3 separate regions of the Homo sapiens genome follow, and all the other regions are linked to region 1. The links are chromatin contacts, found by Hi-C in ENCODE. All regions are on one chromosome and are shown on one strand. The core of a region is the stretch at or near the end of the contact, and the rest is flanking DNA. Distances in the headings are between cores, read along the strand shown. Region 1 has its middle 270 kb from the start of CWC27. Region 2 holds the start of RNF180 (ring finger protein 180). Region 3 holds the start of ERBIN (erbb2 interacting protein).

Region 1 (4,976 bases), core at 992-3,491:
AAGCTCTTAGCTTGATCCCTCAGAGGGCTCCCCAGGGATCAGTCTTCTACAGTTCTAAAAGCAACCCCAACCCCACGTATGCTGCGTCACCTAAGCTGGGTGCTGCTGCTGATTTGAGGTGGTCCAAGCCATAAGCCAGAGGCCCTGCTCTGGCTGATGTTAGAATCACTCAAAAACTTCGAAAAACACAGATGTCTGTCCCACTCCCAACTCTGGGACTCGATATTTTTTAAAGTTTCCTGGGTAATTCTGATGATGAATGCCAGTTTGAGAAGCTCTGATTTGAGCAGCTACCAAATATCCCTATCTATTCCTCCCATGTCTTGGAACTGGACTATCTTTCTGAGCTACATAAACCTGCTGCTGTTTCTCCTAAATCCTGTTAGTTGTTGACTCTGGTTACCATGAGCTCCAAACAGGTGATAGGGAATCAAGCTGCTGATTGTGGCTTAGGAGCCTCTTCTCCCCACACTCAGACCCTTGATCCCAAAAAACATTAAAGATATCATATTTCATCCAAAGAAATATAATCAAGCGAGAACAGGGGTTGTAGAATCAGTAGCAGCTAGTGTGGAACAATGGATGTGAGTTCAAAAGATTTAAAGGCCTGAGACTCCAACAGTGATCCAAAGCAGATAAAAGGCCCTTCTCCCTGCCAAGGCAATCTAACGTGCTGTAGCACTTACTGTACTGGTGAACTTCATGAAGCAACCCTAGTGAGACGTTTGTTTTCTAAGGGAAAAGAAAACAGAAAGATTGTGACAAGCCTTGATGTGATTAAAACAAATGAGCAGAGCAATATGTTTGTAGGTATTGTTGAGAGGTGCCGGTGCTGCCCACCTGGCCCAAACTCCAGCTCTATCTCCGTCCATCTCTGTGTTCCAGGTACTTTCTTACACCCTGCCCACTGGACCATGGGCCTCTGTGGTTCACTGGTTAACACTTGCCTAATCAACTAGACAAACACAGGACGGGACAGCTGGGCGCTGAGCTGCCAGGGCACATGTGGGAGCTGCTTCAAGACTGACCACGAGGCCAAATTAATCTAAGAACCTGTTGCAAGAGCAAATGCTGTGAAGGCAAGATGGAGGTGTCCCTGGGGGCCCAGTGGCTTCTCAGTGAATGGGCTTCCATTCTTCTTTTCTGCTTGACCAGCCTAAAAACAAGAGGCTGGCCTCACAGAGGATTCTTCTTAGAAGATATTGCAGAGCCACTTATAAGACCAACGTATTTCACAGCCCAATATCCTTACTGACATCTCAGACCACCCCTCTCCCCACCTTCTTTTAATCACTTTCTTTTCTCCTCCAGGGCACAAACAGCTTTTATGCAAATTATCTCTCAGGACAGGTGTGAGGGCTTTCCGCAAAGAAAGACTGATCGCATCCAAGGTCCTTTATCCCTTAGAGGGCTCCCCAGGGACAAGCAACCTGTTCTGCCCCAGGGCTGCCGGACGCCCAGTTTTCCTGCTGTCTCTCATCACAGGGGCGGTGGGGCGCGCCCGCCTCCAGCCTGGCTCTGGACCCGGGGCCCCGCCACCTCCCAGCAGCGGGCGCAGAGAGCCTTCTGGTTACCCCCGAAGCTGAGGATTGCAGTGTTCTAGCAATGGATGAAATCCTTTTTAACCGACTGTAATAAAAATAAGATTGTGAATAACATGTGACTATAGACCTCCAAAAAACTGGCGGCTGTGAAACCCATACTTTAAGAAGCATGGCCTCTCTCTCGAAGTGGCTTCCAGTGACGGTCCTGGATCTACTTCACCCTTTTTGGCTCGGGTACTGGAACAGGTCTCGGCCAAACTACTGTCTCACCGCCATAGTGATAATCATCTTTAAAAGCACAGCTAGTCGGTGCGCGACCACTGCGCGGTACAATAAGAACCTGTCGGGGAGGGACCACGGCAGGCGACTGGGAGCTTGTGGACTGCCAGGGTCTGGAGCGGGCCCGGCCATCCCGCCGCTGCGCATGCGCCACCCAGGCCGCTGGCCGGAGAAACCTAGTGGCGGCGGGAGGCGGGAGGCTGGGAGTACGCGGGGGAAGCTGGAAGCGGGAAGCGGGGAGACGCGAGGTGGGGGCGGGGCGCACCGGCGTCCCGGCTGGGCGTGACGGGCGAGACCCCAGCCCGGTCGCGGCGTCTGAGGTTGCAATCTCGTCTGGGGCACTCTCGCGCCTCGCCCCTACCCGACTTCTTTTCAGGGATTAGTTCTGACTTCATGATTAATCAGCACTTTCTGGTTTCCTTAGGGTGACGTCATCTCTGCTCAGAGATAAAACAGGCTCCTTTTTGAGGGTTGCGGGCAGCCTGGGGGCCCGGGTCCGGGAGGCTGTCCCGGGGACTGCGCCCCGCCCACAGGCGACAGCCAGATCGCGCTGCCGGCCCCTCGAACGCTGGGTTCCCTGGCCACAGCGCGTCTTGTTTATTGCTTTTGCGGACTGGTTAAATGCAAAAGCTCAAGGTTTTCTTTCTTTTTTCCGTAATTATAAAAGTAGGACATGCTCTTTTAAAGGGTGGAAAATTACGAAGAAAAAAGTAATCACCCAAAGCCCCACCCTCTAGACTCAACCTCTGTTAACGTTGATGCATTTCCTTCCTGTCTCCCCCCACAACCCCCTTTCTTTGCAGCAGATCTTCAGGTTTTTAACGTCATTTAGTCATGTTATATCATTTTGTAGCCTACCTTTTTCACTTATATTGTGGCAGAAACTTTTTTGTGCTTTTTTCAAACATTGCTTTAAAGATCATAAAGATCTACTCCTTTAGTAGAGGTATCATCAAGTACTTAAACACTATTTCCGTTTATGAGCATCTAAGATGTTCTCAGTTTTTACTAGTGTATGAGGTAGACCATCCCTTCACCCTTACTTACATTTGCCAGGGTTTGATGGTTGGTGGAGCATACAAGCCCAAACTAAAAATTTGATCAAATATATGTCAAATTGTGAGCAAAACTTGAAAGCTTCTGCTCTTTTCTATATTGCTAATGATAGAGAACCTGGGCAGAAGCTGATTATTTGCAGGATGAGCTTTTGTGCCTGTGAAGGAAGGCCCTGACCTGAATGGGACGTGGAGAGTTTTGCAGTGGAGATGGAGGCTGGTGGCAGAAGGCAGAATGAGAAAGAGGGGCCAAAGAAAAGAAAGTCAGCTGGCGCCTAAAGGAAAAACTCCCCATGAAGATAAATGGCTGATGATTTTTGGAACACTGATGTTGAACATGCTAATTCTGTTAGTCCAAGCTCCAGTCTCCTTGTTTCTTTTACTAAAAAACTAGAGAAGTACAGGAGAAAGAACTGGGCCTAAATGAAGAGAGAGTCACACTATTTAGTGCATTTTCTGCCTTCTAATCTGTCCCCCTTCTCTAAAGTCCTTTTCCCACTTCATGAAAGGGTAATATAAGGTTTCCGTAAGATTCTAGATATCCAGGATAAGCAGAGGACATGAACCATCCAGATCTTCTCCCTCTCTCTTTTTTAAGATGGGGTCTTGCTCTGTCACCCAGGCTGGAATGCAGTGGCGATCTGGGCTCACTGTAGCCTTGACCTCCTATGCTCAAGAAATCCTCCCGCCTCAGCCCCCAAGTACCTTGGACTACAGGCACACACCACCACGCCCGGCTAATTTTTTTATGCTTCTTGTAGAGATGGGGTTTCACCATGTTGCCCAGGCTGGTCTTGAACTCCTGCTGACCCCAGGCAAGCTGCCCGCCTCAACCTCCAAAAGTGCCGGGATTACAGGCATGAGCCACCATGCTGGGCCCATCTAGAACTTCTCTGTGAGGTCTGGCATGAGCCTACTTCTATTTATCCCCTGCAAATCACTTTAACTGAAAGCTGTTCACTTCTAAAATGAGGTTACAGGAAAAAAAAAGTAAGTATGTTTTGGTAACTGAACGTGATGGTGGGAGAAAGGCTGGTGGTTTGAGAATAAACTCAGCCTCCCAGGGCCTTTTGCCTAGAAGGTCTTACACACTCTTGCATTGGTTAGCCTGGTTAGTAAAGGGCATGCAACTCTACTGCTTCTAAGAACACTGTAGGTCCTTCCTGTGCTCAGAGTTGTGTGACGATCTGTAACTCAAGGGAGAAGCTGGAACAGCCAGCTTTTGACATCTCCCTTGTTGCTTGGTCTGGAGCAACTTTCCCTTTATGAGAAAAAGTGTGACACAAACTCTGTCTCCAACCAAGCCAGTTTTCTCCATGCTGAGTATCTGTAAGAAAAGCCAGATTGATCAAGAGGCATTCTCTGCTTGGTTTAAATTCGCATGACAAAGTAGGCAATTTTGTGTAATTGGCACGTGCTTTGCAAAGTAGCCGTCCATTCTTGAGCCACCTGAGAACTGGCAGTGAAGCAGTGATTTAACTTCAAAAGGGTGAGAATGGCTGTGGTGGCTTTCTTTTCCCTCTTAAGGCGGAAGAGGTTCCTGTCTCCCTGTCTCCTTCCCAGAACAGCTCCCTCTACTGACGGTATGGCTGTCATCCTCCCTCTAACCCACTTCCTCACCTCTGTGGTCTCCACCTAGAATGCAGGTGACTGTGTCTCCATAGGGTGAGATTTGCTCAAAGAGTAGAGAAAACCCGGCATCCTGAAAGCAACACTCCAGACCTGGCTGCCAGCCACAAACCCACTAGCTCCTAGATCTCCAAATCTACTCCTTTGTTTAGTACCCAAGGATTCTCACTGTTTCCATTACTGGAGGAAGGTTCCCTTCTAGCCATCCAGTTCACATAGGATTGGGAAGAAGCTAGCTCCATTCTCATCATAACCGGTGAGATCAGTTCCTCCAGGCTTGGGCTCCCAGCATCCCTTCTCCAAGTCACAACATTCTCTAGACACTTGCTGACCCTGCTATGTTCTGCCTGTTAAAAGGTCATCTGCTTTTTGAATTCTTTCCACTCTCCTCCCAGTTATTTGTGATAGTCTCTTAGAAGGTTAAAAATAACATTTATTTCCCCAGTGGTTTTGTATATTTCCATTTGGC
Region 2 (4,749 bases), core at 483-2,982, 870 kb before region 1:
CAATTGCTTCCTGAGAAAGAATGCATGAAAATACTATTTAAACCTTTGTATATTTGAAAATGTCTTTTTAAACCTCATACTTCATCAATTTCAAAATTGGAAATCATTTTTTTCTCAGAATTTATCTTTTATTTATGTTTCTGTTGAGAATCCAATGCCATTCTGATTTCTAAATCTTCATAAATCACCTCCTATTTTTTCCTCCATGAAAGTTAAGATCTCTCTGACTCATGTGGTTTGAAATTTCACAACTTGGTTATAGAAAATTTTTATCCATTAAACTGAGAGCTCATGTGCTTCTGTCCTTTAGCTCTGAGAACTGTTGTCCTCGTTTTCTTTGGTAATTATCTTTCTTCTCTTTGTTCTACTAGCTGTTAGATATTCCACCTTTCCTTGCCTAACTGCCCTGGCTAGTGCCTCCACTATAATGTTGAATAGAAGTAGCAACAATTGACATCCTTGTCTTATTCCTGATTTTAGGTGAAAATGTTCATTCTTTCAAGATTAAGTATGATGTTAATTATGGATTTTTCAGAGGCTCTTTATTAGGTTGAAGAAGTTTCCTTTTATTCCTAGTTGAAGTGTTTATATCAAGAAAGGGTGTTAGATTTTGTCAATTGCTTTTCCTTCATCTTTTGAGATGATCATGTGGTTTTTACATTTAGTCTATTTAAAGTAGTGTGTTACATTAATTTTGTATGTCACACCAAACTTGCATTCCTGAGATAAATCCTACTTGGTCATGTTGTATAATTTTTTAAAATGTTGCTGGGTTTGGCTTGCTAGTATTTTGTTGAGGATTTTTATGTTACTATGCATAAGGTATATTGGTCTGTAGTTTTCTCGTGATGTCTTTCATTTTGTTCTTTATTTCCTTGTATTTCCAGATGGGAAGTCACTGCATACAGCCCTAATCTTAGGACAAGTTTCCAAGTAAGCCACTTCAGGCAAATAAAAATTTCTGTATCTAGCAGAGAAACAAAGCTGTATATTTTTTTTGAGGTTCCCTCCTAGCTCCCTTCCCTCTCCTCAAGCCAACTAATAAAACTTGCTTTTTATATTCCGAATCTTATTTATAGTCGTTTGATCATCTATGAGGCACCTGCAAGTCAACATTTACTGCACGCGGCCCCCTCACTCCCTAAATAAGCACTTTTGATTTACCGCCAGTCATCAACTCACCTCCCAACTGCAATTTGTCAAGAGTAGTGTCAGGTGCACTTTAGTGGTTAATCTCCTTGCACATCGGTGGAACTTTAGGCACAAGAAGGTAAGCAACGAAGATAGTGATATACGAAGGGAAAACTAAACCCAGGTAGCGTTGCCAGCTTAAAAGTCCTAGGCATGGGGATGGGTGGATGGGACGCCGGCCTAAGATTTTAGCAGGGAACAGACCCAGTAGTTGGCTTGGATCTCTTAACTCCAGAAAAGGCCGAGTGAGGACAAGGGAGACCACAGGGATAATTTCTGTGGCTCTGGTAAGGGGATGACAAGGGAGAAAAACTTTCCCACGGTTCCGTCTGGCCCGCGGCGCTTGTCTGCCTGCGCGGGGTCAAAGCCCGGCGCCGCCCACGCGCGGCTCGGGTGGGAACCCGCAGACGTGGGGCGAGCAGGGCCGCTGGCTGTGGCGGGCGAGCGCCGGGGCGCCACGTCCGAGGCCGCGGGGTCGGGGCTGCAGGCACAGCTCGAGCGCTTTCCGCGGGGTTTGGCTCCTGTCGCTTCCCGTCTCGCCGAACCGGCATCGCCGCCGCCGGAGCCGCAGCGAGTCCTCAGAGCCTGGCTGCTGGCGGCCGGGAGCGCCGGGACGGGGCGCGAAGCCGGAGGCTCCGGGACGTGGATACAGGTAAAGGCCGGCGGGTCGGAGTCGGGCGGGGCGCGGCGGCGGCGCCTCTCGGAGGGACCTGGCCTCGGCCGGGCCCTACCCAGCCGCGGTGGCCCGGGCCCCCACGTTGGCCCAGGCGGGGACGTGCCAAGGGGCTGGGCTAGGGTTGCCGCTGGCCTGGCCGCCTCTCGCCCGGCGGGCCTCAGGTGACGCGGCCGCGGCTTAACTTTCGCACCTGAGGCTCTCGGAGCGGCCTCGGGGCGCGCCCACCTGGAGGTTGGAATTACACAGGGTCGAAAAAGCTGAGTCCTGGAGGCGAGGCGCTGTAGGTGTGGCGGAGGAGGCCGGGGAAGGTGGGGTGGGTGCCAGGGGTCCAGTACTGAACCCTCTCCAGGTCTGAGGTGGGGAACTGCGTCTTGTTTAATTTCGGAGCTTGTGGGGACCACACAGCCCCTTCCACGGCCGATTCCCTCTGCACGGTTCCACTTTCCTTTGTCTAGCCCATTTCAGTATCGGCGTCGCAGTCGCTTTTGTTGCAGCCTTGGGTCCGGAGTGTACGACTTTCTGCTAGGCAGAGGTCATAAGCTCTGAAATCCATCGGGCGGAGGTGGGGAGATGGTCCTTTGGTGGGAAATTACTAGTGCTGTTATGAACACTAACACATATATTCCACCTTGTTTTTTTTCGAGATAGTGCTCATTATTTTCGTAGCATCTAACAGTTGTAAGTGTATCTGTGAGAGCATTCATTAGTTAACTTCAAAGGAGCATTATGCGGTCGGGTTACTATTATCCCATTTTATAGACCAGACAGCTGAGGCACCCAAGAGGCAAAGTGATTATATCAAAACTAAGCAGTCAATCCTTGTGGAATCTGTGATTAGAACTTGTCTGACTAGAGTTGTCCTTGGTCCAGTTGGTCTCTTAGTCTCAAACAAAATTTAGCTCTCAAAGATGGACGGTCTGATGCTCATTGTATTTTTATATACTCATTAATTGTTAAAACCTTTCTTAAAAAATAGAGTCAATTCCTTTCAGACTCCTGTTATAGTACCCCTAAAAGTGATACTTGAAAGATCATAAACACTTCAGTTTCAAATGAGTGGTATCATTTGAGTCGTAGAAAGAAGTAAAATTCCGTTGTCTTTTATCTGTCAGACTTTCGTCTCTTGTATAAATGTAGTGCCACTGGCAGCCCAAAGATACTTTGGTGACAATGGCAGAAACTCTAAATATTTATTTAATAAGTAGAATCGAGGAGGCGAGCTGTTAGGTTTCCCGGAATATTTGAGTAAGTTTTTTCTCATAAAGAATCAAAAATTTAGGAGAATAGTCATTTTAATTATTGTAATGAAAAATTATCTCGTAATTGTGTACGTGTTATGTTGTACTTTATCTCTCTGGAACCATCAACAATTTACCAGTTTCCCTAGGGTTTGCTCTTAGTTTTGTCAATGGTATTTTATTACCCCATTTTTCTTCCTCTCTTTCATTTTTTGTGTGTTTGGTTTTTCAAAGTGAAGATTTTTTCTTCGAAAATTCAAAAAATAATATTGAAAAAATCAACAAGATTTCTTTCTTGATAAAATAGACTTAATTAGCACTTTTTTGAGTGTGTCTGAGGACCGACACCAGCCTCTTTAATAAGCACCTCATACATGAAGCAGGAATTCTTCCAGGCAAGAATGCAATAAATTAATCATTTTAATATATTTCTGTAATATGACATAGCTACCTGAATGATAATGCTTTTTACTCTTACAATGTCTTTTTCATTAAGGAGCATAAAGATTAAAAATTTCGCTTAAATTTTGCTAACTACATAGTACAAGGGGACAGTGTGCTTAGACTTAATTGTTGCTTTCATGGAATAAACACAGTTCTCTCTCCCTTATACCACCTCCATTTGGCCATCTGAAAAAAGAATGGTGATGTGTCCTTTCCTTCATAGGGATATTTGGGGAATTAATGAAGTAATATCTCGAAAGTAGTTTGAACTCCACGGAAGAAAGCAGCTTTGTAACTTTGAAATGTGATTGCAGAGTCTTGAAACATTTTCCCTCCTTAAACGTGCTGTCGTTTATATTTTTAGAGAGTGGTCATTCCAAGTAGTCACCTCAGGAGGCTAAAAACTTATTCCAGTAGTGCTGCTGCCATTCATAATTATTTTGTATTTTTTGAAATTTCTAGTCAATTTACAAGCAAAATAAAAACATTTCATGATAACATTCATAAACACTTGTTTTTGTTTCTATTTTTTAATCAAAAAACTAATTCAGCTTGAGTACCTATTTTCTTTGCTAAATTTGGCAGAATGATTTCTACATGGTTGTAAAACTCAGTTCTACCTTCAAGATTTTACCACTATTAAGGATATTTAAAGGATTGTCCTGATGGCTACGAAGGCAGTTTTAAAAGGGCAGTTTAAAAATAGTTTAAAATAATGACAGACATTGTTAGAATTTGCAACCTTCCCAGAAGTCTACTACAAAGGGGACAGTGCTTACTTGTAGGCTGAAGTTCTGTGTGTATGTGCACATTTGCATGTAATCTCTGTTGTAACCTATCAATTATCTCTTTTCATCACATTGATTTCTTAGAAATCAGATATTTTACTTACATATTAAATAGAGTACATTAAGTAGATCACATCATACTGGAACAATGTTAGATTGGGAGTGTATTTCATAGAGAAGTTTGAATGTCACATAAATTTAAATTTAAATCTTTGTAACAATTTTGAATAATAAAATGTGGCTCCATATTGTATGTTTTGAGTGTAATACAGCCAAGGCAATATAGCCTCAAAATATAAAATTGCTATTTCCAAAAAAAAAGTTATTAACAAGTTGTGTGTGCAACAGACTTTCCTGACCACACCGATGTCAAAAGAAAAAATTTCGACAAATTTAGTTTAAATATCAAATT
Region 3 (4,774 bases), core at 2,149-4,648, 890 kb after region 1:
ATGTGTTAATCAACTGTTTTATGTTATCAGGCTTCTGGTCAGTAGTAGGCTTATTAGTAGTTGTTCAGTTTTGGGAGAGTCAAATGTTATATGCTCACATAGTTGGTTGGTGCCCCTAAATTCCATATTATTCAAGGGTCAACTGTATTGACAAGTGTATCCTGGATTCCATCCTCCTTTCTTGGTTTTGTAGAGACAAGGTCTCACCATGTTGTCCAGGCTGATCTTGAACCCCTAGGCTCAAGCAATCCTCCCGCCTCAGCCTCCAAAGTGCTGGGATTACAGGTGCGAGCCACTGCAACCGGCCAGATTCCATCCTCTTAAGGCCAGTGTATTAGGTGGCTCATTCTTACAGTATGAGTAAGCAGGACTTATTTAGCCATCAAAAGGGTCCTTTTATTGCCTGTAATCCTCTACTCTCTATATAACGCTCCAAGGAATGAGACTATATTTCCGTCTCCTATCAACTCAGCCTCAGCATATGTTATCTCTAGTTATCTCTATTTTTCCCTTCCAACAAAAGCTGCTTTGGGGAAACAATCTGATGAATTAGGTATAAATGACTAATAAGGATTAAAATATTACTTTTCCCAGGATTATGGTTTTGTGCTAGAGAAAAAAACTACTTAAAGGGATAAAACTCTAATGGCAGAATTTCAGGTGAGTTGGAGGGTTTTTGATTATAGGTACTTTTCTAGCCTAGATGGTAGTCTGTCAGATTGGTCCTGAGTGTGAGTATAAATTTTAAAAAGGCTAGGACCAGGGCAAGTCTTAGCCTAAAGCAGTGGCTTGATCAGTTAAGTTTAGAGAGGAGGGTTAGGTTTACTCGAATCTATGGCATCACATTTAAAGGGGTCTCGAATCAACCTGAGATTAGAAGCAACACTGGAATCCCAGAATCTAGCTGGTTTTCCACTAGTATGGGAGATATTCCATCCTGGGATGCTTTAGGAGAGTGACCCTTTCAGTTCAGAGCTATGCCACTGAGTTCTGATCAGGCGCAAAACGGTTTTTGAAAACGGAGCAAGAAATCTTCCCAGCGATGATTACAAATAGCTTGTACAATATGCTAACTTTAGCTTTTTATGCAATGGTTAAGATTCATTTTCACATAGATATCCAGCTTGGTAACACTGGCATAGCTGCTGCCATTTCCTAGCTTCCAGCGAATACTCTTACCTCTAATTCAGCACTGAATATATCTGAACACTTCAGTACTACCTGTAAATCTTCAACTTCTGCTGTATGCTAAATAACCTAACATCTGTATTAATTCCAGCAGTTCTTCAAGTAGTTAAAAATGCTCCCAACCTGAATAAAATGACTTGAATATCTTCGGCGTTATTTCAAGTGTTTGCAACTAATGTACAACTCATTTTGGTAAATGATTACTTGGTGGAATTTATGAACTCTTTCCATTGGCAAGCCAAAAAAAAAAAAAAAAAAAAGGTCTGTAGGGGATATAGCTCTTTATTCAAACTTGGTAATAAATAATTATCTCTAGAATACAGACGGAAGAACTGAACCAGGGACTTCAGGGACCCAGAGGCTAATTATCATCACTGTACACAGTTAAGTGCAGCAGAGAATGGGGGTGACGAATGGTTCGCTCCGCATTACGCTCCTTCTCTGGGTAAAACAAGGCCGTCTTTTCTGTGAACATATTTAAAGCAAGAACTGCAAAAACTGTGCAATGTTATGGTTGAGGCTTTCTATTTGCCATATGTGTTGACAGAATGCTTAAGAGTCTCTCTCCGCAATAAACGCGAACCCTGCCAGGCTGAATTATTAGGGCCAGCGCAATTCAACGACTGCACCACCACCGAACCGCTGGGGTTGGAAGCCTGCGTCGCATCGGAGCGTACCCATGTTTCTTCTAACAAAGGCACGATCTTGAGGCCATTTCGCGGGCCCTTTTCCCACTCCCAGCGCCAGCTTTGTCTCCCCGCCGGTATGAGGCTGAGACTTGGAGGAGGCTGAGCTGCGCCGCTGGGGAACAAGCTCGAAGGGCGGGCGTGGGAAGCTGCACCGCGCTGCCGCTGTGGTTTCCTGCGACCTGACCGTGCCATTAGAGGAAGTTGGAGTGCTGCAGCTGCAAGAGATACCTGCTGCCTTCAAATCAGGGCTGGACTCCAACAACCCCTGTGCACCGATTACTGTCGTACAAAGAAACTCCATCGGCCGGCGCGGCGGAGGCCTGTGGGCTCTCTATCTCTCTGGCTGGGCGCTGGGCCGCGAGCAGACAGCAGGGTCGGCGTTGCCAGCGTTCCCCACCCTGGGGGGCTCGGGAGTCCGGGAGTGCGGGGTCGGGGAGCGGGCAGGGAGCAGCGGGCAGGCCTCGAGGGGCCTGGGCCAGAGTGGGCCTCACGGCGCGCCTTGCACGCGAACCCACGGCCGCCGGCTGCCCCTCCCCCGGCCCCCGGCCCGCTGCCCCCAGCCGCCGACGTCGGCCCGCACCGCCCCCGCGCGCTGACTGGCCCGCGCAGGCCTCCTGCCCGGCTGTTGGCGGTTGGGGCGAAGCCGGCGGGAGGCCGCCCCGCCCCCGCCCCCGCCGCAGAGTCGCGGCGCGCAGCCTCTTCACCCGTCGCGGCCGGGGCGGTGGCGCTGTTGCCGCCGCGGCCTGTGAGGCAGTAACTCCCCTCCGCCCCTGCCCCATTCCTCCTCCTTTCTCTCCGCTCCCTCCGTCCTCCCTCCCCTCGCCGTCTCTCGCTCGAGTGAATGTGGCGCGGCGGCGCGGGACGCAGTCTCGGCCCCTGCCGCGGCCCCGCAAGCTCGTGAGGAGACGGAGCTGCCTCCTGCTCCCGCCCCCTGCGCGTCTCGGGGAGCCACCGCCGCTGGCGAAGGAGAACAAGCAGGGCAGCGGAGGGACGGTGGCGGGAAAACGGGAGAGGGAGGAGAAGAGGGTTCGAGGGCGAGTAGGGAAAGCGGGGAGGGACGGACGGAAGGACGGACGGCCCGACGGACGGCCCGGGGAGGGGGCCGCTATTGAGCCTGCCCGACTCCTCGGCTCCGGCTCCGGGTGGCGGCGGCAGCGGCGTCGCGGACGAAGGGCGCGGCAAGCGCTATCGAGACAATAACCCTGCCGCCCGGCTCTGGGGGCAACGGAGAGGAAGCGGTGGCGGCCTAGCGCGGCCGAGGCTCGCCGAGCGCCCGGGCAGCGTCCTCGCCCCCGCCGGCCGGGTGCTGCTGCCGTCCGGTGTGCCGGGCGCGCCGGTTGCCCGGAACCCGAGGCTCCCGGCGGCCGTCCCCTCCCCTCCCCCTCTCCGGTGCGCGCGGAGCTGGTTTTCCGGGTTCCCCTGGACGGAGCTGGATCCTGCTTCTCGCCAAGGCAGGAAGTGAGTTTCGCACTGCAATTCCGGGCGGTGTCACGAGTGAAAAGTTTTGTTTTTTTTTTTTTCGGCGGAGATCCTCGTTGGGGCTGGGAAACTCCTGCAAAACTCGAGACCAGGAAGCCAGCCCGCACCCCAACCCCCACCAAAGCCACCTACTCTTCTTCTGTGGGAGGCCAGTCCACATCCGCTCTCACCCGAGAGAGATATTCAGCTGGATCCAAAGTGACTGATGAAGGGAAGGAAATCATGTCAAGCGAAGCCTTGAAAAAGCTGCCCTGAGACGGTGTCCCGCCGAAAGGTAATTTTCACGAAAAGTGTCTCTGAGTCACAAAGTTCATGGGACTTTGTGACTCGGAAAAGAGATGATTCTTTAGTGTTTTTCACTCTTCTCCAAGTTGCCCTAAACCCTCCTTTTCTCATATCGAAGCGGTTAATAATTGAGGGGCTAAATAATCGAACTGCACCCCACCGCGTCCCTTCTCCCCCCTGCCCCCCCCACCATCTGGACTTTGAATTTTTTGGAAGAGGTTGTAAGAATGCGGTGGGACGAAAAGTTTTTAGTAATCCGAAGAACGATTGCCTTTGTTCAGCACAGGGGCCAGAAGTTTTGGCTTTCTGGAACGTATAGAGTGTATATTAAGTTGCTCAGCCAGGCACCTTCTGTTTGGGAAGAAAGTTTGGTCGCTGCAGTGAGTGATTTGCTGTTATTGAGATGGCTGCCGCGTTTGTTTATACTCATACCGATTATATTGGCGCTTGCGTTAATTGTATATAGAGGTATTTATTTTTATTTTTTTATTTCCAACCCTGATCAGTATATTTAGTTAGATTTTAGAAACCAAAAAATCTTGCCATTCTTAGTTGTTTTTCAGGGTGAGTAATATATTTCTTTAGTTGTGTGTAGTGTGTGTTTTTCAGACGTTTAGCGCCGTATAACTTGTTTAATTAATTGAAAGCAAGGATCGACTAGGCTTTTCTTGTAACTGATCCATTACGAAGAAAAAAGGAGTAAGGACTAAGAATAGGGAGAGATAATTAAACAACATTAACAACCTGTAAGACGTTTAATAGGACTTCTGTACAGTTCAGAACAGACGATGGGAGGGGAAGTAAAACGCTTAAAACGATTTTCAAGGGAATCACAGTGATTGTGATAAAAAGCTGTGCTTTTCGAGTAGTATGGTCTTTACATTTTTGTGTTGTCCCAAATGTTTTTGGTCGGTTCTGCATAAATAGTGATAGGTTCTGCCTACATCTGTGGGGGCAGGATTCATGAAGCATGGCAGACATTCCACCAGTCAGAGCTATGAACACTTCTGAACCAATGGGGACTAGTTTTGATAGCAGTAAACCCAAAGTTTTTTTCAGTGGTGTTTTAGTCTTTTTCTGTTTACTTTTTTTCCCGGTATTTTTGCGGTACAGGGAGGTGAAATACAATACTG

Evidence for each region. A loop is a pair of places that touch in the nucleus more often than their neighbours do. Pooled maps may share reads with other maps.
Region 2: a loop to region 1 is called in a pooled map of heart left ventricle, with 2.2 times the contacts of the local background. The contact joins the promoter of RNF180 here to the enhancer-like site in region 1. A Hi-C loop is called at or near these places in 2 of 37 single-sample maps with no recorded cell type and 3 of 50 pooled maps.
Region 3: a map of ascending aorta shows a loop between it and region 1 (7-fold over the local background). The contact joins the promoter of ERBIN here to the enhancer-like site in region 1. A Hi-C loop is called at or near these places in 3 of 168 maps with a recorded cell type or tissue (ascending aorta and naive thymus-derived CD4-positive, alpha-beta T cell) and 17 of 50 pooled maps.

The regions. Positions count from the first base shown.
Region 1 is chr5:65,033,555-65,038,530 of GRCh38, forward strand. No RefSeq gene overlaps it. Among named protein-coding and RNA genes, the nearest start is that of CWC27, 270 kb to the left of the region's middle. RefSeq lists enhancers at 1,960-2,476, 4,308-4,602 and a silencer at 2,037-2,086. Within about 2 kb of position 2,242, at least 41 of the 41 ENCODE cell types and tissues checked have a DNase peak (open chromatin) inside an H3K27ac peak, as active enhancers do; they include ascending aorta, where a contact is called at or near this core.
Region 2 is chr5:64,164,111-64,168,859 of GRCh38, forward strand. It overlaps RNF180 (ring finger protein 180), which reads left to right and starts at 1,733. Exons shown (of 8, transcript NM_001113561.2): 1 at 1,733-1,843.
Region 3 is chr5:65,923,177-65,927,950 of GRCh38, forward strand. ERBIN (erbb2 interacting protein) reads left to right here and starts at 3,399. Exons shown (of 26, transcript NM_001253697.2): 1 at 3,399-3,630. RefSeq lists enhancers at 1,499-2,123, 1,623-1,842, 2,748-3,372, 3,333-3,552 and a silencer at 2,163-3,252.